2 separate regions of the Homo sapiens genome follow, and region 2 is linked to region 1. A link is a contact called in ENCODE Hi-C data. All regions are on one chromosome and are shown on one strand. Each heading gives the region's core, a stretch centred on a gene start or an enhancer-like site at or near the end of the contact. The rest is flanking DNA. Distances are from core to core; before and after follow the strand shown.

Evidence for each region. Hi-C counts contacts between places; a loop is a spot of excess contacts on that map. Pooled maps may share reads with other maps.
Region 2: a loop to region 1 is called in a pooled map, with 10 times the contacts of the local background. The contact joins two enhancer-like sites. A Hi-C loop is called at or near these places in 10 of 50 pooled maps.

Annotation. Positions count from the first base shown.
Region 1 is chr2:227,459,672-227,464,562 of GRCh38, reverse strand. No RefSeq gene overlaps it. Among named protein-coding and RNA genes, the nearest start is that of MIR5703, 10 kb to the left of the region's middle. RefSeq lists enhancers at 873-932, 1,833-1,892, 4,155-4,244. Within about 2 kb of position 2,307, at least 3 of the 41 ENCODE cell types and tissues checked have a DNase peak (open chromatin) inside an H3K27ac peak, as active enhancers do.
Region 2 is chr2:224,926,267-224,930,634 of GRCh38, reverse strand. All of the region lies in intron 2 of DOCK10 (dedicator of cytokinesis 10), which reads left to right. Among named protein-coding and RNA genes, the nearest start is that of MIR4439, 82 kb to the left of the region's middle. Within about 2 kb of position 2,899, at least 14 of the 41 ENCODE cell types and tissues checked have a DNase peak (open chromatin) inside an H3K27ac peak, as active enhancers do.

The DNA.
Region 1 (4,891 bases), core at 1,058-3,557:
GAGAGCACCAGGGATGTAGAAGCTAGACACCTGAATGGCACACATCCCTTACCACCAGTGGCTGTGGCACTGACAGGTGGATACCTGGCTTCTCTTTCCTTAGAGATGCCAGGAAAAACAGAGAAACTGCAGACCTGCCCTCCAGCTGTCCGTGTTGTTGGAGACTTTTTCTTTTACCTCGGTTCATTTTCCACTGTCATTTGTGAGCTGAATTTTGTGCACTCAGAGAGCAGGGACCAGGTCATATCCTTCTGTGTCTCTACTTTGCTGGGCTATAAAAGATCGCTCATAAATTGCATCAGTTGATTGACTGATCCAAACTCAGGCCATTCTAAAAGCCCAAAACCATTGCAACCTGACTTTAGTTATCCATTTATCAGAAAGACATTTTTTTTTTATTTTAGAGGGAAACCAGAAGTAGCTTTCAGCCTGCCTTTCTTCATTCATTCAGTGAATATTTACTGAGTATCTACTCTTTACCAGGCACTGTGCCAGACACTGGGGATTCAGCAATGAACAAGACAACATCTACTTTCCTGGGGTTTATGTTCCGTTGGGAGGGAGAACAGACAAACAAATTAATATAATGGACCAGGTGATGCTAAGTGCTCTAAAGGAAAATGAAGCAGGGTAAGGTAATAGCATGTGAAAGGAGAGGATGCTACTGGGTGGTTAGGGGAGGCCCAGAGTAGGCGAAGCAGGGGAAATTCTCGGGGTTGCACATATCAGAAGTCACAGGTAAGTGGACTTCTGTGCATGGAGGCTCTGCAACCAAGCAGCCTCCCTCCCTTGGTCAGTTCGTGCCAGAATCAGGATTCCTGGGCTGCCCTAGTCGCCTGTAGAGGACTTGAATCATAATCTTCAGAAGCCAAGCGGGAGAGAAAAGGTCCCTGCCTCTGCAGTGCGAAGAGAGTCCAGGGTAAGAAATGCTCCATTCACGTTGTCAATGGAACTTTGTTCTTGCCCATTACTGAAAAGAGAAAGGGGATCTTCCCTTCTGGTTCAGGGGAAAGAAAGAGGCCCCTGTGGGGAGAGAAACCTGCTTTAGTTATCAGAAAAGAAACATTAGTGGGGCTTGCTGGGCCTACAGAAAAGGAAAATGGACGCTACCCATCAGCCCTCCATTTTGAAGGGGTCAGATGGGGGTATTTTAAAAGTGGGTCTCTAAAAAAACCTCCTCTCTTTCTTTTTGTATTTCTCAACAAATGCTGGCAGATAGGCAATGGCTCATTAGACAGCATGTGCTGAACTGAGTGCAAAGTAATTCCCTTGAGCCCAGTTGACTGATGTTGCCATCATACCCCATCCCCTGAGAAGAGAATCGATTGCATAGAGCTCCACCGTTGATCCCCCAATACCAGTGACTAATGTTTCCCGGTTGACTAAGCACCCAGTTAATACTCACAGCAGCCTTTGGACATAGATTTTATTGTTATATCCATTTTACAGATGAAGAAACTAAGGCTCCCGAGTTGAGGGCTTGCCAAGGTCACATAGCTGGGAAGTGATGGAGCTGGGATTGGAAGGCCAGTGGTTGGACTTTAGAGGCCATAATTTAACCGGTACAGTCAGCACTGTACTCTGTTGAATCCTTTTCTTGTGAATCCAAACCAAGGCCACATGGAAACAGGAAAACCTAGGAGGCACTTCCTGGTCTCGAGCTGGGCTCTAGGAATACAAACATCCCAGGACATAACTGGGCTCTGTTAGCCTGAGGTTTCTGCTTTATAAGGATGCTATGCCAGCCCCGGGGCTCCAGGATGTGCACTTGAAGGACCTGTTTTCACTCAAGAAGTTATTCAAATGAGGGAAATTACCTGAAAATTTACACATACCAAGTTCCCAGAGTGAAAACAGCCTGAATATTCATTTAGGTAACTTGCTACACAGAGGTGTCCCTGTTGAATGTGCGTAGAACTTATAGCAAAGGACTTACGGCGAAAATTCCAAGTCCGCTTATGAGTGGGGAAGTCCCTGGAGCAACTTTACAGGAACAAGGTCATGGCCATTTTTACCATAAGGATACCCTTATCAGTTTATCATTAGTCACCACCCCACCTCTGGGGCATTAATGATTCAGAAGGTTACAGTAAGAACAGAGTAAGAAAATGTACTCAGCACAGCATCTGGCATTAATGGAAGCACTGCTATCATTATTCTCATTGTTTTAAATATGGTATACCAATTCCTTTTCCATTCAGCGTGTGCTGTTTGTAAGTTACCAAGTCAACTGGAACTGCAGTTTAGCTGCAATTTGCCAGAAGCTGCCGTTAAGTGAACCACCTTGTGTGCGGCTACCCTTTGCTCAGAGCATTGCTGCACTTTGACTGGTTGAAATCCATTGTGCTCTAAGTGATCTGAACAGCAATCAGTGATATACATGAACAACTATTTTTCACTCAGTTCATGGAAGTTTTTATTTCTTCTAAGTAAATATCAGACAATGTTCAGTTTGGAAGATTCTGCAGATAAAATTCTCCAAACACATCTAACCACAGAAACAACATTCATTTATAGATGCTTTATTTGGGGAGAAAAAGGAGAGTGTGTGTGTTTAGGAAGTGATGTCAAATTTTCTTGACTCAGACCTGTATCGCCTATGTGTGCCCATACATGAAGGACAGTACAGCATGGTGGTATCAGCAAAGTTTCTGAATCAGACTGTCCAAGCCTGGATCTCCCCTGGGAGCTTGAGCAAGCAACTTAACTTTTCTGTGCTTCAGTTTCTTCACCTATAAAATAGAAATGATCATACCACCTACTTCATAAGGTTCCAATGAGGATTAAGTGATTTAATATACGAAAAGCACTTAAAACAATGTCTGGCAGATAGTAAGCATTCTACAAGTGTTAGCAATCATTGTATTTCCCTCTTTTCCCATCAACAACCTCCTCTACAACCTAGACAGAATAAGCAAGTGTATACATGTATACATTAGCTTCCCATAGTATAATGTATATTATATTTTATATATATATTTTCTTGTTTCATTTTGTTGTTTAATATCCTAAGTAGGGCCAGGCACAGTGGCTCATGCCTGTAATCCCAGCTCTTTGGGAGGCTGAGGTGGGTGGATCACCCAAGACTGGGGGTTCGAGACCAGCCTGACCAACATGGAGAAACCCATCTCTACTAAAAATACAAAATTAGCCAGGCATGGTGGCGCACACTTGTAATCCCAGCTACTCGGGAGGCTGAGGCAGGAGAATTGCTTGAACCCGGGAGGCAGAGTTTGCGGTGAGCCGAGACTGCACCATTGCACTCCAGCCTGGGCAACAGAGTGAAACTCTGTCTCAAAAAAAAAAAAAAAAAAAAAAAAATCCTAAGTAATACATGAATATAATCTCATTTTTAAAAGAAAGCAAAACAAAACAAAACAATGCTGGTATAGTGAGTTGAAGCATCTCCTAAAACTTCACATTCAACCAGAACCTCAGGATGTGACCTTATTTAGAAATAGGACCTTTGAAGATGTGATTCATTGGAGAACTCAAGATGAAATCATTCTGATTTAGAGTGGGCCCTAAATCCAATGACTAGTGTCTCTATGAGAAGAAGAGAGGACACATACAGACATACGGGGAGGAAGGCCATGTGATGATGGAGGCAGAGGTGGGAGTCATGCTGCCACGAGCCGAGGAACACCTAGGACCACCAGAAACTGGAAGAGGCAAGGAAGGATTCTTCCCTAGAGCCTTTGGACCTGCTGATTCCTTGATTCCTCACCTGTAGCATAAAGAATTGTGAGCATAAATCCCTGTTATTTTCAACCACCTAGCTTGTGACAGTTTGTTACAGAAGCCCTGGGAAGCTAACACAGCCAGTAAAGCCAAAAGTTCCCCAGCCCACAGCTCACACTCTCCCATTCACATCGCCTCGTCCAGCAGTCGCAGCACATCGTTACCTTTCCAGACCTTTTTTCTATGCTTTTACATATCCAATACTATGGATTGGATAAGTAATATTTGGAATGCTATTACTATCCAAGTACATAGAATGCTTACTATCTGCCAGACACTGTTCTAAGTGCTGTTCATACATTAAATCACTTTATCCTCATAGGAACTTTATGAAGTAGGTGATAGGATTATTTCTATTTTACAGGTAAAGAAACTGAGGCACAGAAAAATTAAGTTGCTTGCTCAAGCTCCCAGGGGAGATCCAGGATTGGACAGTCTGATTCAGAAACTGTGCTCATAATCACCGTACTATACTTTATCTAGTTGACAATAACCACATTTGATGAATGTGGCAAAACCGCAGAACAGCAACTCAACATTCTGCAGCCTTAGTCGCAGCCAGGCACCGTGGACCACAGCCAGGACGAGGGTGCTGCTGCCGCCGCCCCCAGGAGACCTGGGGAGCGTGGCCTTGTCTCCCATAAGCATTGCTTCTGATTTACAGCCCTTAAAAGGCAGGAAACCCTCTAGAATAATGACTCATTTTTATTACACATGGGCTTTCAGGGAAATTTTAACAACCCCTATTTCTCCTTTTTTATACAGGTTACATTTTTGGTCTATTTTAAACATCTTCAAATCTGATAAATATGGGTCCATTCTCTATAAGATCTAGAAGTTGCCATTTGAAGAGTATTTTGCTGCATCTTCCAGCTGTGAGCATCATACATAGGGTATATGATTGCATGAAAAGATACCTTCTTTTTTTTTTTTTTTTTTTTTTAGATGGAGTCTCACTCTATAACCCAGGCTGGAGTGCAGTGGTGAGATCTCAGCTCATTGTGGTCTCTGCCTCCTGGGTTCAAGCTATCCTCCCACCTCAGCCTCCCGAATAACTGGGATTACAGGCATGCACCACCCCACCCAGCTAATTTTTGTATTTTTAGTAGAGACGGGGTTTCACCCTGTTGGCCAGGCTGGTCTCAAACTC
Region 2 (4,368 bases), core at 1,650-4,149, 2.5 Mb after region 1:
CATTTTCTCTCTTACTTTGAGGGCAGGTCTGGCTTCTGGCTTTTAAAGAGTTTTTTTTTTTTTCACCTTCCTCCATGGATTCATGAAAAAGAAGGTATATGGAAGTTAATGATTTTCTGTTTCAAGTGTGAAGAATCATGGAAAAAAGGAGACAGATTTGTAAACAGAAAGAAAGAAACTCTTCCAATGTTTTTCAAAATTTTAAACGGCTTCCACTTGAGTGCTGGCACATTTTGAGAGAGACTTATCTCGTGCAGAGATCTCATTTCCGTGGTTGGACTAGGCCACTGGAAGTTGAACTGCAAGCATAAAGTTAAACCGCATTTTTTTAAATTCCACATCCTCATTTTCATTTTTCAGACTGAAGATTAACCTGATGAACAGTCTTTTTCTTTCTTTCTTTCTTCTTTCTTTCTTTTTTTTTTTTTTTTTTTACCGAGTGTCACTCTGTCACCCAGGCTGAAGTGCAGTGCCATATTCTTGGCTCACTGCAACCTCCTCCACCTCCTGGGTTCAGGTGATTCTCCTGCCTCAGCCTCCCAAGTAGCTGGGATTACAGGTGCATGCCACCACACCCGGCTAATTTTTGTAATTTTAGTAGAGATGGGGTTTTGCCATGTTGGCCATGCTGGTCTTGAACTCATGACCTCAAGTGATCCACCCATCTCGGCCTCACAGAGTGCTGGGATTACAGGGGTGAGCCACCACGTCCAGCCTTGAACAGCCTCTTTATGTCAAACACCACCAAAAATCATGAATCCAGGAGCATCTTTTCTCCTAGTTATGTCCTTCAAAAATATGTCAAATGCTACTTCAAGGCCTCCCAGCTCAAAAAGAGAGTGGAGGATGCAGGTAGATGGGCTGTAAAGTTTTGGCATCTTCCCATGCTCATTTAAATTGAGGAGTGTCTCTGATTACTCCTTGATCTTTATCATTCTTGGCAGCGTAACAGACAATACAAGAATAACTCTTTGTTTTTCCAGTGTGAACATTCCAATAAATACACTGAACTATTTTATTCCATGGCTGCTTAAAACCCTTCTGTGGCTCCCCCACTGCCTTCAAAATGAAGTGCAATCACCTCGGCATGACCCAATGCCTGCTTCGAGATGTGGTCCTTGCCCATTTCTCAAAGCCATAGCCTACCCTCTCCCACCCCATCCCGGCCCATCATACACCGTCACCCTCATTCCCAACTGGGGTAAAAGATCAGCACAGTTCCAAACATACTATTCTATAACACACCCCAAACCATTTCCTTCCTTTATTCATTCAGCAAATACATGATGTATAATACTGAATACTGGGCATTATTTGATGAATGGAGACAGGAGTGATTAGACAGAAATCACCTGGGGTTCTAAGGGAGCTTACCTTTTGGTGGGTTTACTTATTAAAGATTTACTTATTCCAAACAAAAAGGTAAACCAATTAATTTACCAGATAATTCAGATAAAGACCAATTCTATGAGGAAAATAAAACTAGGCAGAATCTGATGATAGAATCTGAGTAGGGTAAGAGCTGTGTTGGTCTAGGTGACCAGGGACAAGCCTCTCTAAGAAGGCGACATTTAAGCTGAGTTCTGAGTTCTCAAGAAGGATCAGCCATGCTGGGGAAAGCATGTTTCAGGCTAAAGGGGTAGCTGGTGCAAAGGCCCTGAAGAGCTCCAAGATTGGAGATTGGTATGGCTGGACAGGATAAGGCGTTTGCATCTTATTCTAACTATAGGCAAGGGCAAGTCACAGGAGTGTTTCAAGAAGGAAAACAAATGACTGAGTGTGGATTCCTAAATATTAAAAGTTCATCTGGGCTCTGTGTGGAAAACACAAAACAAGGCCTAGACAAAGTGGGGAGTGTGATCCAAAGAATCATTTCCAATTAATCTCTGCCCAAGAGATTTTCAATGCTACCTAATCCTTACTATCAGCAAATGTCACATCCTCCAAATGGCTAAATTTTAATTTGCATTAAGCAACTGACAAACAAAAGGATAGTGTTAGATATTATCTCTACATAAAATTGCCTATTTTTGAATAATAGTGGAGATTGTTCCTCATTTTAACTGCTCTACAGAGTACAGCTTGGCAAACTGTCGCCCATGGGTGACCTGCTGCCTATTTTTTATGTCCCATGAGCTAAGAATGGTTTTTATGGTTGTTAAAATAGCTTAGGGAAAAAAAGATGATATTTCAAAACACATTAAAATTATCTGAAATTCAAATTCTGATACCCATAAAGAAAGTTTTATTGAACACGGACACCATTCCTTGACCTCTTGTCAGTGGCTGCTTTCATGATGTAAAGGCAGGGTTGCAACAGAGTTGCAGTAGAAGCAACAGAGACATTCAGCCGGAAAAGATTTATTCTTTGACGCTTTACAGAAAAAGTTGGCTGACATAGAGTACAACTGCATGCATTTTTGGTTTTTATCCTCACACTCTTTGTGGAATATAGGCGTGTCTGTAAATCTCTGATGTTACCTGCTTCACCCACAGCCTATGTCACATTTTAGGGACGTGGCGCACCAACAGGAAGTGTCCATGCAGTCAGCAAGCATGTCATTTCATCAGCTCTCCCTTCAGCAGTGGGTGAGGCTCCTCTGGGGTGTGTGGAGTCAATCTCCACGGAGTCAATGTGAAGTGGTCATAGAATGACCACCCCAATCCCAAGGCATTGAGGGATGGAAGGAGAGGGGCCGCTCCAAGCTTCCCACCCCCACCTCTAAATGTCTTTCATCCAGTTTCTGCCCTGCAGATTGGAGAATCCAGCTCACTTGTATGTTTCCACGTTACCAAGCACCCACACTTGCAGCACACATGATTCATTACTCGGTTTGTTTAATCAATATTTATTCAGCACCCACGAGCTGCTGAATATAGAACAGCACTTCCTAGACTAGTGAGACTGACAAGAAAAGCAAAAGCCCTGTGTTTAAGGAGCTCATGCCCTTTTATGGATGAAAAAGCAAGTTGATTTAGAATGCTTATGGTTAAGAAATACCGAGAATCAGAGACTTCGTCTGGTATCTGGTACACGAGAAAGATTACTTTTCACCAAGGCAGTATTCTTATATTGTGACTGTATATATTAAAAGTTTTTCTCTATTCACTCTGCTGTCCCAAGCCACAAATACCCTCATTTGCCTGGACCATACCTCCCCTCCAAGAAGTGGTTTTGTAACTGGTCCTCCTGCTTTCTTCTTTGCTCCGCTTTGATTCGTTCACACACAGTACTCAATGGAAGCTGTTAGGAACACAAATTAGATAACGCCATGCCTCTGGTTAAAACTTCTCAGTGGCTTCCCATTGCCTTAAGAGTCAAATCCAGCTCCTCCCATAACCCCTGTCATCTGGTTCCCCATGTTCTCTGAGCTCTCATCTAGCCTACTTTCCTCAGTCACTGCACAGACATCAAGCATTCTTTCTGTTCCCCCAACTTGCCAAGCTCATCCTCTCGGTAGGGCCTTTACACTCTCTGTATAGCTGGTTCCTATTTTTCAGTCACAACTCAGTTTAAATGTCACCTCTACAAAGAAGCATCCCTGACTTCCAAGCTACATTGCCCTCACACCCAGTTACTTTATAACATGACCCCACCTGCTTCTCTTGATAACACTTATCACCACTGGGAAATATCTTGGTTTGCTTTTTCACTCCTCTGTCACTTGTTTCTCACTGTTAGACAGTAGCCTCTAGCAGGACAGAGACTTCTTCTGTCTTGATTGTTGAAAGATTTTCAGCAGCTAAAGCAGAACTTGGCACAAAGCAGATGGAAAATAAATATTTATTTCATGAATTATCTTTCAGAAACATCTAGATTGCTATTTTATAACATAATGTTGATCCCTTGAGTACCTTGAGGAACCAAAAGGCTTTTCTGAAACAAAATTCTTGAGAACAAAGAGGATGAAGTAATTGGCTTTGCTTGATGGTAAGGAAAATACTTCCTGCTTTGGCACAACTCAACTCAACATATCACCTTAAAAAACAGCACTAAGAACACGTTTCCCTTTTTAAAGAGGCCCATTCCTTCTAACATAGTGCCTGGCTCATAGCTGATATCAGCAAAGCTTAGTTTCCTCCTTTTAACACTTTTTTTTAAAGAGATGGAGTCTCGCTCTGTTATCCAGGCTGGAGTGTAGTGGGAAGTCACTGCAGCCTCAAACTTGGCCTCTCAAAGTGCTGGGATTACAGGCGTGAGCCACTGCACCCAGCCCTCTAACACTTTAGTGTACTTCTTCACTTACTCATTCACTTCCTTTCTGTTACTAGACAAGGGACAAATCAGTTCATATCTGTACTTCAAGTACCCAACACAATGTCTGATTCATAGGCATTCAATAGATTATCAAACATTGAATTAAAATA